Linked DNA regions of Homo sapiens: region 1 is linked to region 2. Evidence: chromatin loops called from intact Hi-C (ENCODE). Cell type or tissue: lower leg skin. All regions are shown on one strand. Each heading gives the region's core, and the rest is flanking DNA. Links, peaks and the distances in the headings are about the cores only.

What was found. A loop is a pair of places that touch in the nucleus more often than their neighbours do. Peaks named below come from ENCODE experiments on the same cell type or tissue, not always from the same donor. Only the 100,000 strongest peaks of a DNase experiment are listed, where the experiment ranks them.
Region 1: a loop joins it to region 2, with 9 times the contacts of the local background. A loop is called at or near these places in 5 of 110 quality-filtered maps.

What each region holds. Positions count from the first base shown.
Region 1 is chr16:71,293,740-71,299,125 of GRCh38, forward strand. All of the region lies in intron 1 of LOC102723786 (a long non-coding RNA gene), which reads left to right. Among named protein-coding and RNA genes, the nearest start is that of CMTR2, 7.0 kb to the left of the region's middle. In lower leg skin, for the core only: no CTCF peak of the experiment used is centred there; no DNase peak of the experiment used is centred there.
Region 2 is chr16:71,228,347-71,233,732 of GRCh38, forward strand. It overlaps HYDIN (HYDIN axonemal central pair apparatus protein), which reads right to left and starts at 2,376. Exons shown (of 86, transcript NM_001270974.2): 1 at 2,216-2,376. In lower leg skin, for the core only: no CTCF peak of the experiment used is centred there; no DNase peak of the experiment used is centred there.

The DNA of each region.
Region 1 (5,386 bases), core at 147-5,146, 65 kb after region 2:
GGTTAAAATCACCACCTACCCTGGGCTAGGAAGACACCTCTGTCCACTAGGTTGTATTGAAGATTACCAAATAAATGTAAAGTGCTTAGAACAGATTCTTGCACTTCGCTGGTATCTGACAAATGTTAGCTGCTCCAAAAAAAAAGTCCGTTCTTTTTTGGAAGATAAGGTGCTAAATTCAGACCCTCCATGAAGAGTTTTCTCTCTTCTGCTATTTCCTTTTATATTCAAAATCCTTAATAGAGCAGAAGAGGAAAGGGGAGGGGAGAGACTAAGAAGAAAAAAGGGAAAAAAGAGAAAACAATTGAGGCCAAATGATTTCATATCTGCTACAGAGAAGCTGTCGGATATATCTGCTTTCTGTCTTCAACAATTTGGACAGGTTTCAAAGAATAGAAAGAAGACAGGCTATAAAATGAATGAACACATGAATCAACACAAAGGCATTTCAAAACCATAGTATGGAATGATAAAGGCAAGTTGCAGAACAATTTTACATTGCCTTAGCATTTTTGTAATGTTTAAAAACATGTGAAACAATTCTGTTTAGTATTCATTTATATAAATATAGTAAAAATATAAAGACGTGGATGAAGAGGATACACACCACCCTCTGAAGAGTGGTAACCTCCAGGGAGAAGGAGAGAATTCAGGATGGGAAGAAGGCATAAAATGAACACCAACTGTATCTGTAATAATTGTATTCTTTTCATTAATCTCTGATGCAATGGCAAAATGCTAGTACAGATGGCCCTCTGTATCTCTGGCTTCTACATCTGTGGATTCTGCCAATCACAGAAATATTTGGAGGAAAAAATCTATGTGGCATCTGTAGTGAACATGTACAGACTCTTTTTCTTATCATTATTCCCTAAACAATACAGCATAGCAACTAGTTGCACAGTATTTACATCGTATTAGGTATTACAAGTAATCTAGAGATGACTGAAAGTATATGGAAGGAAGTGCATTGGTTATATGCAAATACTCCACTATTTTATATAAAGGACTTGAGCATCCATGGATTTTGGTATGCTGGTAGGGAGGTCCTGAAACAAATCCCTCATGGATACTGAGGGATGCCTACTTTTAAAATCTAGGTAGTGAATACATGGGTGTTATACTTTTCTCTTTACTGAATGTTTGAAATATTTCCTTAAAATGTTAAACATAATAAAGGGGACTATCTGCCCCATTCCTAAATCCATTCAATCTCCCGTACATTTTAGAAATTCCTTATTTGCTCAGTTAAATTACATGTAGGAATGATTTCCAGGAATGAGTATGCATCCTAGACTCAATTTGAAAAGAGTATAATGAATTTATTAAAGATCAGTTATGTATTTGTGTTACATTTACATTGCCAAAATATATTCCAGATTCCAAAACATCTAGGTTGAATGTCACACATATTATCATGTCATTGTTAGGTTTTTATTTTGTTTAATTTTATTAATAATCAATAGTAATAGTAATACCACATTTTAAGGCAAGGGTGCTTTGTACTTTACAAACTGCTTGGGTATGCATTAAGACAGGGGATAACACATTACTGGGTATATACCCAAAGGATTATAAATCATGCCGCTATAAAGACACATGCACACGTATGTTTATTGTGGCACTACTCACAATAGCAAAGACTTGGAGCCAAGCCAAATGTCCAACAATGATAGACTGGATTAAGAAAATGTGGCACATATACACCATGGAATACTATGCAGCCATAAAAAATGATGAGTTCATGTCCTTTGTAGGGACATGGATGAAGCTGGAAACCATCATTCTCAGCAAACTATCACAAGGACAAAAAACCAAACACCACATGTTCTCACTCATAGGTGGGAATTGAACAATGAGAACACATGGACACAGGAAGGGGAACGTCACACACTGGGGCCTGTTGTGGGGTGGGGGGAGTGGGGAGGGATAGCATTAGGAGATATACCTAATGTTAAATGACGAGATAATGGGTGCAGCACACCAGCATGGCACATGTATACATATGTAACAAACCTGCACGTTGTGCACATGTACCCTAAAACTTAAAGTATAATTAAAAAAAAAGAAAATGTGCTTAAGAAGGCAGTAGCTGAAAATGGAAAGAAAGAAAAACACTATTTGCCGTCTTCAAAGAGTTTGATCAATGCTAAATTAAATAATGGAAAATCAAGTGCAAAATTTTTATCAAATACAACCAGTAGCATTTTTATAGAGTTTTTTTTTTGTAATGGGAAATTCAAAAACATAGATTCTAAAAACTAAAAAAAAAAAAAAAAAAAAAAAAAGACGGGATAAAAAATAAGATAGATTTCATTTCAGGGGCCAACTCCAACTGATTGGTGGTGGCTGCCCAGAAAGCTCTGTTGAGACACATTGTGAAGCCACATCTGGACTCAGCAGGGAGGGCAATGATCAGCTAGGGAGGTGTATCAAGGGCAGAGTGATAGAGTGGTATCCTATGTGTGTCCCATTGATATTTCACCTAATAGTTGTATAACCCTGGGCTAGGAAGACATCCCTCTCCCACCAGCTTGTATTGAGGATTACCAAATGAATGTAAAGTACTTAGACAGATTCTTGCACTTAGCCAGTATCTGATAAATGTTAGGCTCTGGAAAAATGTCTGTTCTTTTTTGGAAGATAGGGTGCTATATTTCTAAAATCAACCAGGAACACATTCCTTGTTCTCCTTCTACCTCTCTCACTGCTCCTTCTCAGTCTCCCTTCCCTTAGCCCTTCTATCTTAGTGCTTTCCAGAATTCTTCCTCTTTGATTCTCTTTGATCTTTACTTGTGCCACACTAATCACTGACTGGTTTCATTCTCAACCATAGCAACCTCATATGCCAATGATTCCTTCCCAGCCCCATCCAAGCCAGGTAAAATGCCTCCCCTTCATCTGCATAGCATGCACGTAGCATTGGACTCTAAGTATTCCAACTATTTGTTTATCCATCTATCTCTGCTACTAGACCATGGGCTTTCAAAGGACAAGGCTAGATCTTATTGATCTCTGCACTCCCAGCTTCTGGCACATAGTAGCAATCAATAAATGTTTGTGAAATGAAAGACTGATTTAATGAATGGTGTCCTTATTTTGCAGAAAAGGAAACAGACTCAGAAGTTGGATTTTTCTGAAGGTTGCCTTTTCTCCAAAACCTTCCCATCTTTCCTATAGAACAGGGATTGACAAAAATTCTCTGTAAAGGGCCGATAGTAAAACTTCTGTCTTTGCAGATCATAAGGTCTCTGTCACAACCACTCAACTCTGATGTAACTGTAAGGCAGCCATAGACAATGTGTAAACAGGTGGGTGTGGCTGAATTGCAATCAAACTTTACCGCAAAAACAGGCAGTGGGCTGGATTTGGCTGGTGGATCCTTATTTGTGGAAGCTTGCTGTAGAAGATGATAAATAGACACTCTTGCATGTCTAGTTTCTTTTTCTTTGTTGAACATTCTCTTGTTACCTAGCAAAAGCAGCTCAATGCTCAGTGTGTTAGAAGCCAATACTATGATACTGGGTGTTTGAGAAGAGAATGGCTTTTATTACAAGTTGACAAATGAGAAGAGAGGAGTCCAGCTCAAATCTGTCTTCCTGTGCTGGCTTCAAGGCAGTAATTGCATTAGAAACTGTTTGGGAGTGGATTCTGGGATTAGCCGCTGGTGATTGGTGGAAGGAAAGGGGAGGTCTGGAAGGTCCTTGGGCATGCACAGTTAATGCTTTATACTTCCTGATGGGAAAGTATGCAGCGGAAATTCAGGCTATGATGTCAGCAAGCTCAGTCCATTGCCATATTGGTTCCAACTGATTTCAGATAGTTTTATTATTTTATAAGTGGAGGAAGTTTCAGAGTTCTTTCTCCCCTCCTCCCCTCCTCCCCTCCTTTTTCCTCCCCTGCCTTCCTCTCCCCACCCTTCCCTGCCTTCCTCTCCCCACTCTCCCCTCTCTCCATCTCTCTTTTTCTCCTGGAAACCTTCCATCAACGTTTAGTCATGCATAGCTCTACCATCTTGAAAGTAAGTCTCTCCTCCTCCAATTGTTGCCCTTTCTCTCGCTCTACCTCCTTCACAGTCAAAGTTCTTGATAGGGTTCTGTGTTCACTGTCTCCAGTTCATCATTCCAATAATTTCTCAACTAATGACAAATCTCCTTCTCTTCCATTATATTCCTGAAACGTTCTCCTTGAAGATCCCAAATAACTTCCTATGGTGCTACATCCAACTCAGAATTCTTTGCTCTTTACTAAATCTCTGGCACTCATCAACCCTATTGAAATGAAACATTCTTTTCCGTGGTTCTTGTGACAACATGATCTCCTGATTTTACTCCTGTGGTCATTCTCCTTTAGGCTTCTTTGTTGGCTTTGTAGACCTACAAAGAAGCCTACAGAAGAATGACCATAGGAGGAAACCATGCCCCCAACACTCTGAAGATACAGATTTTTAACAACTAACTCTGCCTATTTGTTAAAAAACTGTATCTTCAGGGTTCTCTGCTAGGCCCTTGACTCTTAGTCTACATACTCCCCTAGGACATATCATCTCATCTCTAGGCCTTTTTTTTTTTTTTTTTTTTTGAGACAGGGTCTAGCTCTGTCGCCCAGGCTGGAGTGCAGTGGCTCGATCTCACCTTATTGCAACCTCCGCCTCCCAGGCTCAAGCGACCCCTCTTCAACCTCAGTCTTCCAAGTAGCTGAGACTACATGTGCACGCCACCATGCCCAGCTAATTTTTGTATTTTTTGTAGAGACAGGGTTTCGCCATATTGCCCAGGCTGCTCTTGAACTCCTAAGCTCGATACCCCTGCCTTGGCCCCCCAAAGTGCTAGGATTACAGCATAAATCACCTCACTGGGCCATCTCTAGGCAATTTTAAATCTAATGATGATCCTCAAGTTTATTTTTCCAACCCAGAGCTCATTACTGAGGCTAGAATCAGCTGGCCAATTGCCTAACAGAATTAGAAATCACCCCTCTTAACCTTACTCACCACATCCAGTTCCATCTTGAAAAAATAATTATCTTGGCCGGGCGTGGTGGCTCACACCTGTAATCTCAGCACTTTGGGAGGCCGAGGAGGGTGAATCATGAGGTCAGGAGATTGAGACCATCCTGGCTAACAGTGAAACCCGTCTCTACTGAAAATACAAAAAATTAGCTGGGCGTGGTGGCAGGCACCTGTAGCCCCAGCTACTCGGGAGGCTGAGGCAGGAGAATGGCGTGAACCCAGGAGGTGGAGCTTACAGTGAGCCAAGATAGTGCCACTGCACTCCAGCCTGGGCAACAGGGCAAGACTCCATCTCAAAAAAAAAAAAAAAAATTATCTCAACCTCACCACCCCAGCCAGCTTTCACCTATTTATCTGCCCCATTTGCAGCAAAAC
Region 2 (5,386 bases), core at 72-5,071:
AAGAAACTACCATCAGAGTGAACAGGCAACCTACAGAATGGGAGAAAATTTTTGCAATCTACTCATCTCACAAAGGGCTAATATCCAGAATCTACAAAGAACTCAATCAAATTTACAAGAAAAAAACAAACCCATCAAAAAGTGGGCAAAGGATATGAACAGACACTTCTCAAAAGAAGACATTTATGCAGCCAACAGACACATGAAAAAATGCTCATCATCACTGGCCATCAGAGAAATGCAAATCAAAACCACAATAAGATACCATCTCACACCAGTTAGAATGGCGATTAAAAAGTCAGGAAAACAACAGGTGCTGGAGAGGACGTGGAGAAATAGGAACACTTTTACACTGTTGGTGGGACTGTAAACTAGTTCAACCATTGTGGAAGACAGTGTGGCAATTCCCCAAGGATCTAGAATTAGAAATACCATTTGATCCAGCCATCCCATTACTGGGTATATGCCCAAAGGATTATAAATCATGCTGCTATAAAGACACATGCACACATATGTTTATTGCGGCACTATTCACAATAGCAAAGACTTGGAACCAACCCAAATGTCCATCAACGATAGACTGAGTTAAGAAAATGTGGCACATATATACCATGGAATACTATGCAGCCATAAAAAAGGATGAGTTCATGTCCTTTGTAGGGACATGGATGAAGCTGGAAACCATCATTCTCAGCAAACTATCACAAGGACAAAAAACCAAACACCGCATGTTCTCACTCATAGGTGGGCAACGAACAATGAGAACACTTGGACACAGGAAGGGGAACATCACACACCGGGGCCTGTTGTGGGGTGGGGGGAGGGGGGAGGGATAGCATTTGGAGATATACCTAATGTAAATGACTAGTTAATGGGTGCAGCACACCAATATGGCACATGTATACATATGTAACAAACCTGCACGTTGTGCACATATACCCTAGAACTTAAAGGAGAATAAAAATATATACATATAAAAAAAAGATCACCTGCTAACAAGGTTGCAATTTGGCAGTTTCTTGTAAAATTAATACTTACCATATAACCTATCAATCCTACTCCCAGGTATTTATCAAAATAATAACATATGTCCATACAAATACCTGTATGGGAATATTTATAACAGTTTTACTTATTAATAATTACCAAATACTGGAAGCAATCCTAATGTCCATCAGCTGATGGTACATCCATTCAATAGAATAGTACGCAGCAATGAAAAGAAATGAGCTACTGTTACATACAACAACATGGTTAAATCTCAAAAGCAATATGCTAAGTATAACAAGCCAGACAAAAAGTGCTATGTATGTTATAATTTCATTTATGTGACATTCTGGATAATGCAGAATCAGAAAACAGATCATTTCATTAGTTGCTATGGGCTGGAAGTGGGGAAGGGGCATTGACTACAATGAGGTACAAGAGATACTTTCTGAGCTAATGGAATCATTCTACATACTTATTGCAGTAAGTACATGATATGGTTTGGCTGTGTCCCCACCCAAATATCATCTTGAATTATAACTCCCATAATCCCCACGTGTCATGGGAGGGACCCCATGGTGGGTAACTTAATCATGGGGGTGGGTTTTCCTGGGTTGTTCTCATGATAGTGACTGAGTCTGACGAGATTTGATGGTTTTATAAAGGGGAGGTTCCCCTGCACATGCTCTCTTGCCTGCCGCCATATAAGACACGACTTTGCTCCTCCTTTGCCTTCCACCATGATTGTGAGGCCTCCCCAGCCAAGTGGAACTGTGAGTCAATTAAACCTCTTTTCTTTGTAATTAGCCTCAGATATGTCTTTATTAGCAGAATGATAACAGATTAATACAGTACAGAACTTTATATTTTCAAAACTCTTGGAACTGTACACCTAAAAGAGGTGAATTTTACCATTTTCCCCGGTAAGACGGGAAATGATTCGTCCAAGGCCTGGGGCTAATTCCAAGTTGGAAGCGAGGCAGCACCTCAGGCCTTCTGCCCTTCAGGCTACCTGTCTGGCAGGGGAATCCCAAGAACAAAAATCCGAGGTCCCGTAACTTTCATGGGAGTGAGAAGTGGCTAGGGAAGGCTGAGGAGGGGAGGGGTCTGGAAAGTCTGGAGAACGCCTGGGACGCAGGGCGAGGACGAGGACGAAAAGAGGGGACGCCCCGGTTAGCCCCCATGTCCCTCACACTTTGACCCCACAATCTCTGCGAGGACCTCTGACCTTGGTGCACTCCGGGTCCCACGTTTATTCTACCTCCATTCCCCGCCAAGACCCCGCGTCCAACTCACAGACCCCGCCGCCGCTGAGGGGCTCCATACCCAGCTTGAAGCCGCCCGCACTCTCCATGCGCCGCCCGAGCTGTTGCCGTCCGTTGCCACGGTAACCACGGAGCCGCACAGCCTAGCAAGCCGCGCGATGATTGGAGGAGGCAAGCGTCAATAGCAACCACCGCCCCAGCTGCTAGGTGCAAAAGAATTTGGTTTCCAAGGATTCTTCGGACACCACCTCTCCCCAAAGCCACACTTCGCCAGGCCTAGTTCTTTAAAGATGCTTCGTGCATTATCTCATTGAACACCTGCCTCCTGCCTCCCAGTGTTGCTGTGGAAATCTCTTATCTCTACAGGAATTTTTAACCTGTGGTCCTTTGACCTCTTCAGGAGGTCCACGAACCCCCTTAAGTTATAAGCAAAAGTTTGTGGCCATTTACCCGGTCAGATGGTCCATAGCTGTAGATTCTCAAAGGAGCTGGAACCAAAACTCAGGTTGCCCCATGCCCGAGACGGCGCAAGAGTATAAATCCCACATCCATTAACCCCATCTTCCTTCTCAGAGAAACCAGACAAATAGAGTGTGGTTCTTCCTAGACTTCATTTACATTTATTCAAACCATGACTTGAGACATCTCCCAAATGCTTTAACTCTTGACCTTCAGTCATTCATTCATTTAATAAATATCTATTGATCACTAATTGTGGGTCATATATTTGTCATAGGGACACTTTTCTCAGCATTGAAAGATAGCAATTGTCAAGGCAATTTCATAGAAGCATAAACAAGATCATTTCAGGTTGTGGTACTAAACAAAATGTCAGGATGTGATAGGAAGTGTCAAGGGTGATGAGCCCAGTAGACAGGTGGTTAGGGAGGGTGTCTTTGAGGAGACAGTTGCGTTTGAGCTGAGACATGGGAAGATACCAGCTATAGAAGAGCAAGGGAGAGGGTGGGCAGCACAAGAAAAAGGAATAGAAAGTTACAGGCAGAAATGAGTTTGGAGAATTCGAGAAAATGAAAAGTCAATGTGGCTGCCTCAAAAAGACACACTCAGATTGCCCTTCCCTGGCTCTTCACAATACTGTCTCCTTCTCCTCCGTACTTCCTTGCTCTGTCCTCCATCACACTCTCTCATGTCACCTTATTTATTTCCTTCAAAGCTCTTGTAACTTTTTATTGTCTGTGAGCTCCATGAGAACAGAGACTGTGTCCCCCTTATAGTATCCCCAGCACCTAAAATAGTAACTGGCCTGGCGTGGACACTAAATAAATATTTGTTGATTGCATGAATCTACACATCACAATACTAGGAACTGTGGTTGACTGGGAGATACAACAGATAACAAGATGAAGATGCTTCCTCCTTTGTGAACCTTAAATGCTTGTGGAATAATTTAATTACAAACTATGTGGGCCAACTAATTGCGTGCAGAATTGAATGATTTAGACTGTAAGTGCTGTGGGGAAACATTGAAGGATTCCCTTGGTAATGTCTTCATTCTTTCAATTATATTTAGTTCAATTTCACAATATTGAATGCCTACTCTATGCCAAACACTGTTGTTTATAACAATGAACAAGACAGACACCAACTTTGCCTACAGAACTTACAGTCTACTGCTGTACTACTGCTCCACTACAGTTGCCTCTCATCATTTATGGCTATCGACCACTGAATGTGTAGCTGGTCCTAAATGGAATGTGGAGTAAGTGTAGACTCCAAATTTCAAAGACCTAGTGTAAAACAAGAATGTAGAATATCTCATTAGTATTTTTAAATTGATTTCATATTGAAATGATAATGCTTCAGATATATTATGTTAAATAAGATATATTATTAAAACTCATTTCACCTGTTTTTTTCTTTTTTTAAATCTGGCTGCTAGAAAGTGTTAAATTACATATGCACCTTGTATTATATTGCTAGTGGACTGTGCTGGTCTAGTGGGAGCTTAATGCTATTTGAATAAACAAGTGAAATCTCATTACAGATGTTAAAATAGACATTTTGGTAGAGGCATGATAAATAGCAAATTTCAAATAAAGAACATAGATGAAGAATTTAGAAGTAAAACAAGTTAGGCAACTCTTAAATCTTCCGCACACTGAGTGTATAAAAGAGTCAGGAGAAGGCCGGGTGCAGTGGCTCACGCCTGTAATCCGAACACTTTGGGAGGCTGAGGCGGGTGGATCACCTAAGGTCAGGAGTTCAAGACCAGCCTGGCCAACATGATGAAACCCCATTTCTACTAAAAATATAAAAAATTAGCTGGGCATGGTGGCGGCGGGGGGGGGGGGGGGGTGCCTGTAATCCCAGCTACTTCAGCTACTTGGGAGGATGAGGCAGGAGAATAGCTTGAATCCAGGAGGCGGAGGTTGCAGTGAGCCAAGATCACGCCATTGCACTCCATCCTGGGTGACAAGAGCGAAACACCGTCTCAAAAAAAAGGGGGGGAGGGGCCAGGAGTGGGGGATTTAAGAGGATTTCTAAAGAAGATCTTCATGAAGGATTTCTTCAAAAAGAGCTGAGCTGTGAGTCCCACCTCCAAATCTCCAGTCAAAAGAAAAGGGCTTTGAGGAAGCCACTGGGTGTTTAATATGTGGCATCTACAGTTCAGAGGGCACAGTGGGCTTGTGTCTGAATCCTACCTGGAAATGCTAAAAAGGGCAAGAGATATGCTCACTAGTCAGCAGTCAGCAGTGCAAAGAAGAACTGCTTGGTTAGGAACAACCCTCCTTCTTCCCCTAGGATTTACAGATAAAAGATGTGTGAGTGCTTTCTATGAAGGAGATGAAGTTCATTCAAGAGAGATTGTACAGGGTCATTTTAGACCCTTTCCATCTCTTAGATAGAGGTTTCAGAAAAGGAAAACTGAGTGCTATGGTTTGAAAGTGTCCCCTCCAAATTCATGTGTTGAAATTCAATGGCCAATGTGATACTATTAACAGGTGAAGCCTTAAAGAGGTGATTAGGTCATGAGGGCTCCTCCCGCATGTATGGGATTAATGACCTTATAAAAGGGCTTGATGGAGGGAGTTCATGCCTCTTACTCTTCTGCCTTCTGCCATGTGAAGACACAGTGTTCCTCCCCTCTAGAGGATGCAGCATTCAAGGTGCCA